Linked DNA regions of Mus musculus: regions 2, 3 and 4 are each linked to region 1. The links are chromatin contacts, found by Hi-C or POLR2A ChIA-PET in ENCODE. All regions are on one chromosome and are shown on one strand. The core of a region is the stretch at or near the end of the contact, and the rest is flanking DNA. Distances in the headings are between cores, read along the strand shown.

Region 1 (3,176 bases), core at 279-2,778:
GGATCACAGATGTGTGCCACTAGGCTACCCAGTGCTGGGGAAGCGTCTAAGACCTCCTGTATGACAAACTAGGGCTTTACCAACTGCACTGCAAACCCAGCCGTCATCCTGAGGAACTGAATGAAGGCTTAGAATTCTGTTTATAATATACCCCAAACCCTCACAAACTGACAGGGGTAGAGGTCCTTAACTCCCAAAATGAAATTTTAAATTAAATTTCTTTCTTTCTTTTCTTTCTCTTTTAATACTTTTTCTTTTTTTTTTTTTTTTCCCTCAAACTTTGGGTGGAATTTGGCCAGAGTTTCAGATAAAGGATTCCCAGTAGGGCACAAGATTTGCCCTTCCTCGTAGACATGTTGAGGGTGAGAACTGCCTCAGGAAGCAGGAATGGTGACCAGGACCTTATTAGGTCGTCCAGGTTTGTTTGTTTATTTCCCAGTAGGCAATTTTAGAGTTGCCCAGAACTCTACTCCCTACACTGATTGTATACATTTAGCCGGGCAGTGATGGCATAAGCCTTTAATCCCAGCACTGGGGAGGCAGAGGCAGGCAGATCCTGAGTTTGAGGCCTGCCTGGTCTACAGAGCGAATTCTAGGAAAGCCAGGGCTAAAAAAAATCCTATACATTTAGGGACTGACCCTAGTACCTACCTATTTCTTTTCTTTCTCTCTCTTACTTTCTTTTCGAGACAGGGTTTCTCTGTGTAGCCCTGGCTGTCCTGGAACTCACTTTGTAGACCAGGCTGGCCTCGAACTCAGAAATCCGCCTGCCTCTGCCTCCCGAGTGCTGGGATTAAAGGCGTGCACCACCACCCCGGCTCCTTTTTTTTTTTTTTTTTCTTTTTTCTTTTTTTTTTAATTTACCTATTTCAAGAAATTTATTTGTGGCAATTGTACAGGTCTTTCTATAAGGAGTTTAAAGTCATCCTTAGCTACAAGGTGAAATCGGGGCTTGGAAAACTAAAGACAACCTCCCTAAATCAATCCCTTCAAATGTCCTAGCGTCCTCCAGTTCTCTCAGAGCCGTCAGGAGGCTCGGAACCAGCAGGAGGCGCTCTGAGCTAATAAAGAGAATAATGGAAGCGCGGAGGTTCTGAGCTCAGAACCCCAGGCAGTCACAATGAGACCTACATTCAAGTCGGGCGCTAGGCTGACAGGCCACGTCCTTTTTAAGCGGCCCGGCGACCACGTGACCTCCGGCGCGCTCGGCGATTGGCTCCGCTCGTCTCACTCCAGGCTTTGGCGCCGAGCAGGCCCCGCCCCTCACGGGCGCGACCATAGTCCGTGCGTCCGGAGGTAGTTCCTGCCGGCCTCTGGAGCGGGGCTCCTCCGAGTCGGACTCCCAAGTGATTCTCAGCAAAACAAGAGGATAAGAAAATCCTTTTCTCAGATCAGGTCCGTCTAAGAGGGCCGCGGGAGAGGGGCCTTTCCTACGCGACAGAGTGGAACCGGCCCAGACTCCCCCTGCGATCCGCATCGCTTCCATCGTGGTTCCGCCCGACGCGCGGGCCCCGCCTCCGCGGCCGCCGCCATTTTGTTTGGCCACAGGGGGAGCGAGCGGGAGCGAGCGGAGCGCTGTGAGGAGGGGGCTGTCTTGCTCGTCTTCCGAGCCTGCGGCCGCGCTGCTGCGGTGCTGAGGCGACGCCTTCCCCCTGCCGAGGGGCGCGGAGCCATGTACATCAAGCAGGTAAGGGCCGTGAGAGGCGGCGGGGTGTCCCGGAGCGCGCCGCGGGTGGGTTAGGGCCGGCCTGGGCTTGGGGGGGCGGGGAGGAGCGGGGCCCTGACGAGCCGAGCGCCGGGCTGCAGTCGGCGCTTTCCCCCGGGGCGCGGTGCGTGGAGCCGAGCGGAGCCGAGCGGGACCGGGCGCGGCGGGCTGCAGGCGGAGGCCCGGCTTCCTCGGGCGCCGCGGGCTGCTGCGAGCTGCTGGGAGGCCGCGTCGTTCTGCAGGCAGGCATGGCGGTGCATGGACCGCCTTCGCGAGGCCCCGGGCTGGGCTGCAGGCTCTCTCCGCCTTGCCTCAGGCTTTGCCCCAGCAGGGCGGACCCTCGCAGCAGGTCGCGTCGCGCCTGCTCACTCGGTTGTTTACTTCTGTCAAAATGCTCTTCCCGCGCGCGAGCGCCGAGCCCCCGGGACACGCGCTGGGCGACGTTTTTCTATTGGACGGGTCAGGCTCGGAGCGTTGCGATCCTATCTATCCCCTTTTCACTTAATTTTTATTATCTTATTTCTTTTTCTCAATGGACTCATTGGGGCTGGCCAGTGGTTTGACTGAAGGATGCCCTCTCACTGGGCTCGCAGGCTGGCAAGCTGCGACCAGCTCGCTCGCCCGCCCGCTCGCCTGCCTGCTGTCTGGACCTTTACTGTCGTGCAGAGCTCGGGGTCGAAGCCGCTGGGTTTGGAGAGCTTCTCCCAGAGCAGCCCTGCACCAGCAAGGGTTGCAGGCCATGTCGGAAGGGGTTTAGCGAATCTTTAACTTGCTTGCTCCCGATCGCAATGGTCTCCGCCGAGTGGACCGTTTCTGTCTTGCCTTGCGTGAGAAGCAAGAGACGGAGAAGGAAAGAATGTTGCCCTAGAAGTGCTTTCTGTGTTCTCAAGGGTTGTCTCTTCTTTAATAGGTGATCATCCAGGGCTTCCGAAGTTACCGAGACCAAACAATTGTAGATCCCTTCAGCTCCAAACATAATGTCATCGGTAAGTAAGTGTTCTTGGTTTACCATGTTAGACTTAGAATTGCTACCGATAGACGTGACAGGCCAGGGGAGACGGGAGTTGTCTTTGAATGTTAATATTCCTCCATGGGATTACCTGTTTCGTGTCTGCACCGATGAATTGCTTATTTTATAAAAATAAAATTTTTGTGTAACTCAGACGGATAAATCATTTTGGAGCCCAGTGGTGTAAGTTAAGTAGTGGAATGTTTGCCTAGCGTGTGTGTGTGTGTGTGTGTGTGTGTGTGTGTGTGTGTGTGTAGGATGTTGATGATGTGTCTTCATTTCAGAACCTTTTACATGAGAGGGTGTCGCCTGTTTTGTTCTTAGTCCATCACTGTTACTTTCTTTGAAGGATGGCTTATTTGCAGATTGTGGTCTTTTTCCCTTGCCAATTTCTTTGTGAGTGTGAGTTTTTATGAGAGACGTGAACAGACACTACCTGTCTCAGAAGGCCATTGGAAAGAG
Region 2 (3,176 bases), core at 486-2,985, 210 kb before region 1:
CCCCATTAGCTTTGAAAAATAAGGCTGAATTTAATCTTCAGATAATTTTGTGTCATAAGAAGGATCTTAGTCAGATTGTATATTCCTCCCTTAATAGTGTTACCTTTTGAACTAAGTTTCCTTGTCAAGTCTTTTAAAACAAAAGCTTATTCCGTTGCAACGCCTCTTCTCATGAAATCCTGTAAGTACACACAGGATTTACAAAACCGAGTGTTTTGTTCCTTCTGATGTACACCAAGAGGAGCTAATGTGAGAAGCCTCAGTACCTGTGTACAAACAAGCATATACACGTGGGAGCGCCTTCCTCAGATGCTTTGCGTGCCTACGAGTCTTGAATGCATACTTTGAAAAAGACAAATCCTCTTCTCAAACAACCTCAACTCCAAGTGTCCACCTGTACTTACTTGCAAATCCTTCTTCAGTTTCAATAGATCTTCATTTTCTCCATTTCCAGAAAGGGCAGCTTCTACTTGCTGGAGTTGAGCTTTGTAGCTAGCCAACTGTTTTGCTAGATCCTCTGACATCTGAGGAAAATAAAGGCCCATAAGGCAAGTCAAATATCAAATTACAAAAAAACAACAACAAAAAAAAAACTTCCTCTGACCTGTCTAATTTAAATCACTCTTGCTACAAAATTCAAGTTCCGTTCATCACCATTTTAACTTTATTCATATTTAACTAATCCACAAACTTCAAGGCAATTAAATTCTAAAGACTGCAGATACGGCTGGTCAATTCTACACAGAAAGAGTTCCCCCGGAAAAATCATGCTATTAAAAAAGAAAAAAAAAAAAAAACCCTGCTTCTTCTTTAAGTATCATATATCATAGGAAGACAGTGTATGTCAATAAAGACTGCGACATACTTTTCAAAAGCTGAGAAAGTCAAAAATCAAGAGAAATTAAAATTCGCACGGACGGGTTCTTCCCCCCAGTCAGAGGAAGCGGTTTTCGGTTAACTACACCTTCGGCGTTTCCTCGCCTTTCTCTCCGGTGGAGGGAACCGCTCGGAGCGCTCACTCTTCCTTCACACGGAGGTCATCCTAGAAACCCGCCTCTCGCCCAACGCAGCTCGGCGTCGCCAGGGGTCCAGAAGCCCCTCTGGGCGGCCGCGGGGCAAACATACGGGTCCTCGGGGGACACCTCCGGGACATTCCGGCCCACCGGAAGCCTGGAACCCCGGCCGAGTCTTCCCGTCCGCGCGCGGGCTTCCCCGAGCCCGCTGGAGCCCCGGTCCACCATCTCCCACCAGGGAACGCAGACCTCCGCGTCCATGGAAACCGCCGAGCCCCGCACCCTCACAGAGGCTTCCCCCAGACGGCCACGTTCGCCGCCTCGTCCCGGAAGCCCCCACGCAGGCCGGGGCCGTCCACTGGGGGGTGCGAGAGCCGCTGCCTCCCCACACTGCCCTGGCCGGGCCCAGCTCTGACGCCGGCGCCCTCGCTTCCGGCCTCCGCCTCCACCTCCACTCCAGCCCGAGGCCCGAGGAGGCCTGACTCTCCCTCAGGGGCTCGTTACCTTGGGTGGGGCTGGGGTCGGGACGGCGGGCAGGGGTCGGGGAGGCGAGGCGAGGCGAGCGGCGTCAGGGGCGGCTGCAGCCGGGAAAGATTTTCCGCCGCGACGAGCCTCGGTCGGAAAAGGAGAAAGTCCGCCAGCGAGGGGGAGGGGAGAGAAGCCGGCCTCGGGCAGGAGGAGAGAGAGACAAGGCGAGCGAGATCTCGCGAGACCTACGGACTCTCGTGGAAAAGATGGCGCCCGGGTCACATGACCCTCGCCGCCCTCTCAGCAGCCTGCGATTGCAGCCTCGGAAGGCGGAGCGGGTGTGGTCTGATGGGCAGGAAGTGACGTGTCTGGGCCGCGCCGGGGGCAGAGGGCATGTTCGTTTTACGTCAGTTCCGCCTCGTGCTGGGAGCGGCAGCGAGTGGTTCTCTGTGGTGGGTGTTGTCCTCCGGTTCCCTGCGGCGTAAACTCGCGAGCCTTTCTGCCCAGCCCTGATGAGATTTAGTACCGGGAACGGGCTGGGAGTGATGGCGGGTGCCTTGTGTCCCACAGGGAGGCAGATGGCGGCGGCGGATCTGAGTCTGAGCCCGCATAGCGAGTTCCAGGCCAGCCAAGGCTACAGAGCGAGACCTTGAAGTCAAGAGAAGGGAAGTTTTTTGTTGTTTAGAAAATAAATATAGCCAATAAAGATAGAGTGATAGAAGTGGAACGGTGACCATTTGAGGTGCTTAGGCATCACCCATGGTAGGTAAAAGCCATGTGATGTAAGAAAATAGAGAAAGGTAGGATGTTTAGAGTCAAAGCTGGCAATCGCTCACCCAGCGATCAACTTCAGCATCACTAGTTGTGAGACAACCTTACTTTATGCATGTTTATGACCGAGTGACAGTCAACATGAAGTGACTGTCACCTCTGAGGAAGTATAATCAAAGCCCTTTTGAGTTTAAAGGAAATAATAAGCATAACGTGTTGAATGTCCGTGAGGAAAGAAACACCCATCCAGAATGTGCGATTTTTTTTTGACTTAAATAATTCAAGAGTAATGTAATTTTAATGAGAAATACCTCCCTTCGTCTTGGCCATTTGGAGTAGTTTAGAGGTGTTCCCTGCCTTGTGCAGATTGGAGAGGTTAAAGACACACACACCACTTAAATTTGAGCTCTCGGCGCTGTATGTGCAGTTTGATGCCGGCTCACAACAAAATACTTCAGCCATCATGTCCTTGGCCTGCTGCTGCCCCTGCCCGGCCATTATAGACTCACTCCGGAGCCATAAGCTAAAATAAAATCGTTAAGCTGCCTTGGTCATGGTGTTTTATCACAGCAACAAAGAAGGAAGCAATGCTATTAAAAGGAGTAAGGACTGTTTTGGATTAGAAGATTAAAAAGATGGGTATGGTGGTGCCTGTGTGTAGTCTCTGTTGTGCCAGGAAATGTTCATGAGCCCCCCCCCAAAAAAAAAACCACCAGGGAGCTGATTCTGATGCAATTGAACTAGGTTCTTTTGTTCAAGCTCGAGCTTGGGCCTCACCACCCTCTCTGATGCAAGAGAACTGGGGGCCGGGGGTGCAAACGCAGGGTTGTAGATTTGTTAGGAAATAACCTGGAAACTGGTGTTGGATGTAGGTTTTGTTGTGAGGTAACCTGGAAACTGGTGTTAGGCACAGGACTTGTTGGG
Region 3 (3,176 bases), core at 230-2,729, 180 kb before region 1:
TCTCCACTAGATGGCGCCACTAGAGGGGGGTCCAAGGATTGAATGTCTTAAAGAAAATTGGGCCTGGCTTCATGTCAGGCAGTTCATAACTGCCTGTAACTCCAGCTCCAGGAAAACTCAACATCTCTAGTCTCCGCAGCCATACACACATGCATATGTGCACACACACACACACACACACACACACACATGCATATGTGCACACACACACACACACACACACACACACACACACACACACATGCATATGTGCACACACACACACACACACGCATTTTATTCTTTTTTGTTTGTTTTTTGTTTTTGTTTTTCAAGACAGGGAGGGCTTCTCTGTGTAGTCTTGGCTGTCCTGGAACTCACTTTGTAGACCAGGCTGGCCTCGAACTCAGAAATCCGCCTGCCTCTGCCTCCCGAGTGCTGGGATTAAAGGCGTGCGCCACCACACCCGGCCACACACACATTTTAAAGTTGGGGGTCTCACTCTGGCTGTTCTGGAACTCACTATGTAGACCAGGCTGGCCTCAAACTCACAGAAACCCACTTGTCTTTGTCTCTCCCAAGTGCTGGGATTAAAAGTGTGTACCACCACGCCCAGCCATATAAATAAAATAAAATCTATCTATCTTTCTTTCTTTCTTCCTTCCTTCCTTTCTTTTGTTTTTTCTTCTTTTGGAAAACTAAGGAAAAAGAATCACATTTCCTAGTTACAAAAGAACGGAACTCTTCAGAGTGACACTTAGTGCTCATAATAGCAAATTTGTACGGTGCTTACTGTGTGCTAGCCAACATTGTAAATGCTTTACGCATAAGATTATTTAATACTATGATCAGTCCCATTTTAGTCATGAGGAAACTAGGGATACCAAGAGATCAAGTACTGGAGTTCACAGAAGGAGAGCATAGCAGACAGAGGCAGAGTTTCACACTGGGTTGCATTAGCCGCCCTCCCCCGCCGCCACCCCGCCCCCCAGTGCCTCTAAGCCTTTCACCCTTAGGAATCCGAGGCAGTCATTAGTTACTCCCCCTCCTCCCCCCGCAAAGGTATGGAGCCATGCTGGATGGAACCCAGCGTGGAATGCTGTAACAAAGAACCAATTGTTGCTTTCTGCTTGCGCATTGCATTTTCGTCACGGCAAGCAACACACGCGTGTGTGACACCTGCCACTCACCTAGGATCACAACTATTTACAGGGTGCTGACTCTCTTTTGATGCACTGGCCTCTGGAGGAGGAGAGCTATGACAGAGCAAAACCTCTTCCGGAGCAGAGACAAAGTGCTCAAGCCACGGAGCAGTGATCTAAGACAGAGTCACCAGCTGAGTAAGGTGGGAAGGGATGTGGTGGGCCCCTATCAAGACGCTCAGAGACGAGTCAGCCAGGCAGTGAGGGACGGCTCAAGTCAACCCAGGTTGTAGGACTCTGTTAAAAGCCTCTCTCATGATTAACTAGAAAGAATGGGACAGAGGCAGGGCCCGCCCCACACCCATTAGCACCAATCAGCTGTCTTCAACTTCCTGAATAGCCTATCATAGCTCATTTCTTGTCCTCCTGAAAAGGCGATTGGTGCAAGAAAGTTAAAGACTTGGCGGCTGCAAGAAAAGGCAAAAGAATTTCATGCAGATCTTTTCACCTGAGGTGGCCGGGAGGAAGGAACTGGAGCATAGTGAGGGGGAATAAGGCAGTTTCTAGGAGCAGACACCTATCTACCGAACTGAGGTCACTTAGCCCCTGCGCGTGCTGTTCCCTGATGTCCAAGGTCAGACCCCACCTCCAGCTGCTGGGGACTCTGGAAAGCAGAGAAGCTGACTGCTAAGAGGAGGCTAGTCCATAGCTGTTGGTATCAGGGCTCCTCACCCACCCCTTACCCCCAGCAGGAGCCTCGGAGGAGAAAATGGCTTGTACCTCTTTGTGGCATAAATCTTTCACCTCACCTCTACCATCCCAACACTGAGAGAAATAGGAGGAAGGAGGAAGAATTTGGTGGTCAGGGTTCCCTCCTTGTGAGAGTTATACACAGCTGCAGTCATGAAGATGTGGGTGTCAGGTTACAAAAAAGAAGAAGAGGAAGAAGGAGAAGGAGAGGAGAAGGAGAAGGAGGAGAGGAGAAGGAGGAGGAGGAGGAGGAGGAGGAGGAGGAGGAGGAGAAGGAGGAGGAGGAGGAGGAGGAGGAGGAGAAGAAGAAGAAGAAGAAGAAGAAGAAGAAGAAGAAGAAGAAGAAGAAGAAGAAGAAGAAGAAGAAGAAGAAGAAGAAGAAGAAGAAGAAGAAGAAGAAGAAGAAGAAGAAGAAGAAGAAGAAGAAGATATTCCACCTAAACGGGGGGGGGGGGGGGGGGATCGTGTGAATAACAGGCTACTCTCTGCGCAGCGCCATTATTTGGAGGCGAGCCCAGAAGGCAGAAGGACCTGTTCGAGTTCCTTAATTATGCCTTGGTGCCTGCAGTCCTCAGGAGAAACCCATCCTTAGAACCGTGACTGATAGTCTCTCAACCACTAGTGGGCAGGCTAGCTGGGAGTGGGAGTGGGAACGGGGGCAAGATGCCGTCCCAGATCCAATGGGCTGTTAAAGAGCAGCAGAAGACCGAGAACAATCCGAGAGGCCAGTTTGGATGTGTGCCCTTGCTGGATGGAACCTCAGCTCTGAGGAGCAGGACCCCACTCGCCATTCCTCTGTGCTTTAGAGGTTGAAGCAAGCACCCAGCTACATTCAGGCCTGTCTAAGATTTCAGAAATGAGGGGCAGAGGTCATTTATTTCAGTAGTCAAAGTCCAAAATCATATGTCTCAGTTAGCTTTAACTGTCAACTTGACACAGCCAAGAGTCACCCAAGAAGGCAGTCTCAGTTGAGAGACTGCCCAGATCAGATTGGCGGGTAGTCATGTCTATGGGGGTGGCGGATGGTCTCGATTGTTAATTGATAAAAATGGACCCAGCCCACTGTGGGTGACATCAGTCCCTGTGTCGGATGGGTCTTGGGCTGAATAAGAAAGTTCCATTAAGAATGAGCTAGCAAGCAGCATTCCTCCATGGTTTCTGGTTCAAGCTCCTGGTTCAGTTCCTGCCCTGATTCTCCTCCGTGATGAACTGTGACCCGGAAGTGTAAGCCAAGAAGCCCCTTCCCTCCACTAAACTGCTTTTGGTCGGAGTGTTTTATCATAGCAACGGTAAGGAAACTAGAAC
Region 4 (3,176 bases), core at 360-2,859, 140 kb before region 1:
CAGTGCACAGGGTGCTGCCATTTGAGAAGGTTCCTCAGCTGGCTGGACCCTTCGTCTGCCTGACTACCTCTGAAGTCCCTTGGCCACCCACATGCTTCATGGCCAGCTGGTTCTTGCTTCTTCTACCCTTTGTTCATGTCCTCTGTGAGCAAGGCAGGGACATTTGCCCTCCCTCCCCGCCTAGGGTATTCTGCATGTACAGTCCATACTCCTGCTGACCGGTGCGGCTAGCCCTTGCCACAGTAAGAGAGTCATGTGCTCTCTGCAGAAAGAGACAGCAGGCATTTCTTTCTACCTTGCCTGTGTCTCCGTTGGTAGCCAGAGCCCCGGAGAAGCCCCTCAGCTTTTCCTAGCAGCCCCTTCTCTAAGAGGAGTAGAGGAAGGGGCCACTTGTGTGATAGAGTGGAGGAGGAGGCTATTTTATGTCAGCCTGCCCCTGTTTACACAAGTGAATTAAAAGACTCAACTCCCTTCTAGCACGCACACCATGATTAAACTGCTGCAGATTAGGAGACTGTTAGTTTGTCTTCTAGGCTCCGCCTTACAGTTACCTGGCAACAGCCAGATGTGTCTGACTCACTATAAAAGGGGCTGCTTGCCCCTCACTCTCTTGCTCTCTTACTCTCTCACCCTCTTCCCTCTCTGTCCCTCCCCTCCCCCCTCTCTCCACGTGTTCATGGCCAGCCTCTACTCTTCTCTCTCTCCCTCCCTCCCTCCCTCTCTCTCCCTCTTCCTCTCCCTCTCTCTCTCCTCCCTTCCCAACTCCCTTTCTTATGCCTTAAATAAACTATACCCGCCCTGCGGCTGGTACCTCAGGGGGAAGGGATGCCTCAGCATGGGCCCACTGAGGCACCCCTTCCACCTCACCATACCTCATCTCTACCAAACATATCCCTGGCTTGCTTGCTCTCTTTTTCTTTGTTTCTTTGTTTCTTTGTTTCTTTGTTTCTTTGTTTCTTTGTTTCTTTCTTTCTTTCTTTCTTTCTTCCTTCCTTCCTTCCTTCCTCCCTCCCTCTCTCACTTTCTCTCTCCTTCCTTCCTTCCTTCCTTCCTTCCTTCCTTCCTTCCTTCCTTCCTTCCTTCCTTCCTTCTTTTTTATAAATCACAACAGAGACTCCGCCCACTTGCCTACAGCCACAGGCTGAAGGGATGAAGAGCCAGTTCAGCCAAACAGCTCCAGAACACTGAGTTATCTTATAAAAGTAAATTAGACCATTATCCTGTCAAACAGGTGTGAAGCCTTCACCTTCCGCAGGCATCTTGCCACCGTGGGGTGGAACCGGCCTGACACAGAGCTCTGGTTACCGGGAAGAGCTGACATAAAAGGCTACAGGGATCAACAGGGATCAGTGACAATGATGTTCAGATTCTCCGATGGAGCTTCCTCAGAAACTAGCCACACCCCTTGGACTTCAGTTTCATGGCCAATAGAGTCTGTTGTGGCATTATTCAAACAAACAAACAATAAGGTGTTCTTGAGAATAAGAGTTGGAACCTGCCCTTCCCTCCCACGTCAGCCCTGCCCTTTCACCAAACTTCCTCCTCAGAAGCCTGCCTACTCATATGCAAATTAACTTGTAAAATAGACACCCTGGGCTGCCTAGGATTTGTGTTTTGTACTCGTTCGGGATTCAGGCTGTATATGAGTTAGTGAGGACTGAAGAGAGGAGAGTTAAACAAACAAGCAAACAAACAAACACACAGGGCAAGAAAACAGGACCCAACAGCAGACGCTGACACCCTCCCGACCTGCAGTGCAGAGTGATTCCAAGAACCGCGCGCGACATTCCGTGTCTCAGGAAAGATGGTACCCACACTAAGCTCAGCCAAGAACGGCCTCCGCGCCCGCTTAATTTTCCGAACCTGTTCTTGTGGTGCTGATGGGGAGGGTGGCCGGGAAGAGAGGAGAGACCACTGATCAAGTTGCTGTTTGTATATTGGTTGATTGCTGTTTGCTGTTTGTTTATTGATTGATTTTTTTTTATTGGCCCCTGGCCGAGGATGAGCTAAGAAGCCTTTTGCATACCTTGACCTGACCTCACTTATCCTTCCACACTTCTACACCCTTTTCCTTCCTGCGCAGGGTCCTGAGCAGGTGATTCAGGCCCACATTCTCGTCATTCCCGCCTCGCTGCTCAGCCCCTTTCCTTGGCCTGCATTTCCTATTGGTCTGTATTGTGTACTGAAGCAGGGTGTTCCAACAGCCAGCTCAGAGTCTCTAGGTGTTCTGGGAAGGTAGACGGCTCAGTTTCTAGTGTGTTCTGACAGAGCCAGGCCTCAGAGTATAGCTACTGGGGCTTACCCCTGATGTGAGGGCTGAGGGTAGGGGAAGGAGGGGTGAAGAGCAGAGGAAAATCCCTGGGGCTCATGTTCCTTCCTGGGTATAATCTTCATTTCTCACTGCCCCAAGCAGAGGAATGAAAATTGAGAACGCCCATGTCCACAGACGCCACCTAGATGAACTCTGAGTTCTGACTGTAATCTGTAACAAGGTTAGCCACAAACCAGAACCACAGGGTGACACAGCCCGGGCTGTTTGTGCACTCCCCTGACCCCCAACACACACCCTAAATTATTTGCCTAGGAAAGTGGAGAGTCCAGTCCCTTTACCCAGTAAGCATTTTTTTTTTCTTCAAACTGTAGAATGCCAGGCGACCAGCCAAACATAAATTCTTTGGTTTTTTGTTTTTTTTTTTTTTCCAGGTCTAAATCAAGCAGTGCTTAGAGCCTCCCACAACGGGCCTTCAACCATATTTGGAAGAAAAGAAGGAATCCAGAGAGGAAATGGTTACCTGTGCTTACAGGCGGTCTGCACCACAAGCGCTGACTCAGCAAGAGGGAACTCTGCGTACCCCTGTCCCGAAAGCCCCTTGAGCAAGGACGTCAGAAAGAGACTAAAATGGAGGGACAGCCTCCGAGGGCCCTGGAGCAGGGTAACATGAGATCTATGACTATCTAGTCATTCGCTACCTGCATTTGAAAGCATATGCATTATTATGGTTGTCACCATTTATAGTAGTATACTTAGACGTTGTCCATCGAATCTGGACGCATACTCAATTTGAAACTAAATAAAACCTAAAGGAACATAGGTGACCATGAGGGACTCCAGGGAACATTCTCTGGGACGGAACTCTGTGAAGAGTGGAGAAGAGGCCTCTAGGATCAAGCTATTC

What was found. A loop is a pair of places that touch in the nucleus more often than their neighbours do. ChIA-PET counts read pairs that join two places held with the same protein, here RNA polymerase II (POLR2A).
Region 2: POLR2A ChIA-PET joins it to region 1 with 37 read pairs in embryonic stem cell. The contact joins the promoter of Smndc1 here to the promoter of Smc3 in region 1. A Hi-C loop is called at or near these places in 5 of 37 maps with a recorded cell type or tissue (CH12.LX, CH12F3, T-helper 17 cell and 2 more). POLR2A ChIA-PET finds 5 or more read pairs at or near these places in 5 of 5 experiments (Patski and embryonic stem cell).
Region 3: POLR2A ChIA-PET joins it to region 1 with 33 read pairs in embryonic stem cell. The contact joins the enhancer-like site here to the promoter of Smc3 in region 1. A Hi-C loop is called at or near these places in 1 of 37 maps with a recorded cell type or tissue (v-Abl transformed pro-B cells). POLR2A ChIA-PET finds 5 or more read pairs at or near these places in 5 of 5 experiments (Patski and embryonic stem cell).
Region 4: POLR2A ChIA-PET joins it to region 1 with 22 read pairs in embryonic stem cell. The contact joins the promoter of 4833407H14Rik here to the promoter of Smc3 in region 1. POLR2A ChIA-PET finds 5 or more read pairs at or near these places in 4 of 5 experiments (Patski and embryonic stem cell).

What each region holds. Positions count from the first base shown.
Region 1 is chr19:53,598,868-53,602,043 of GRCm38, forward strand. Smc3 (structural maintenance of chromosomes 3) reads left to right here and starts at 1,529. Exons shown (of 29, transcript NM_007790.3): 1 at 1,529-1,687; 2 at 2,616-2,691. The coding sequence starts at 1,673.
Region 2 is chr19:53,388,899-53,392,074 of GRCm38, forward strand. Smndc1 (survival motor neuron domain containing 1) reads right to left here and starts at 1,736. Exons shown (of 6, transcript NM_172429.3): 1 at 1,518-1,736; 2 at 405-524. The coding sequence starts at 524.
Region 3 is chr19:53,420,020-53,423,195 of GRCm38, forward strand. No RefSeq gene overlaps it. Among named protein-coding and RNA genes, the nearest start is that of Smndc1, 31 kb to the left of the region's middle. Within about 2 kb of position 1,480, at least 2 of the 3 ENCODE cell types and tissues checked have a DNase peak (open chromatin) inside an H3K27ac peak, as active enhancers do.
Region 4 is chr19:53,459,013-53,462,188 of GRCm38, forward strand. 4833407H14Rik (RIKEN cDNA 4833407H14 gene) reads left to right here and starts at 1,610. Exons shown (of 2, transcript NR_167900.1): 1 at 1,610-1,807; 2 at 2,704-3,176. The region is part of intron 2 of Mirt1 (myocardial infarction associated transcript 1); the gene reads right to left.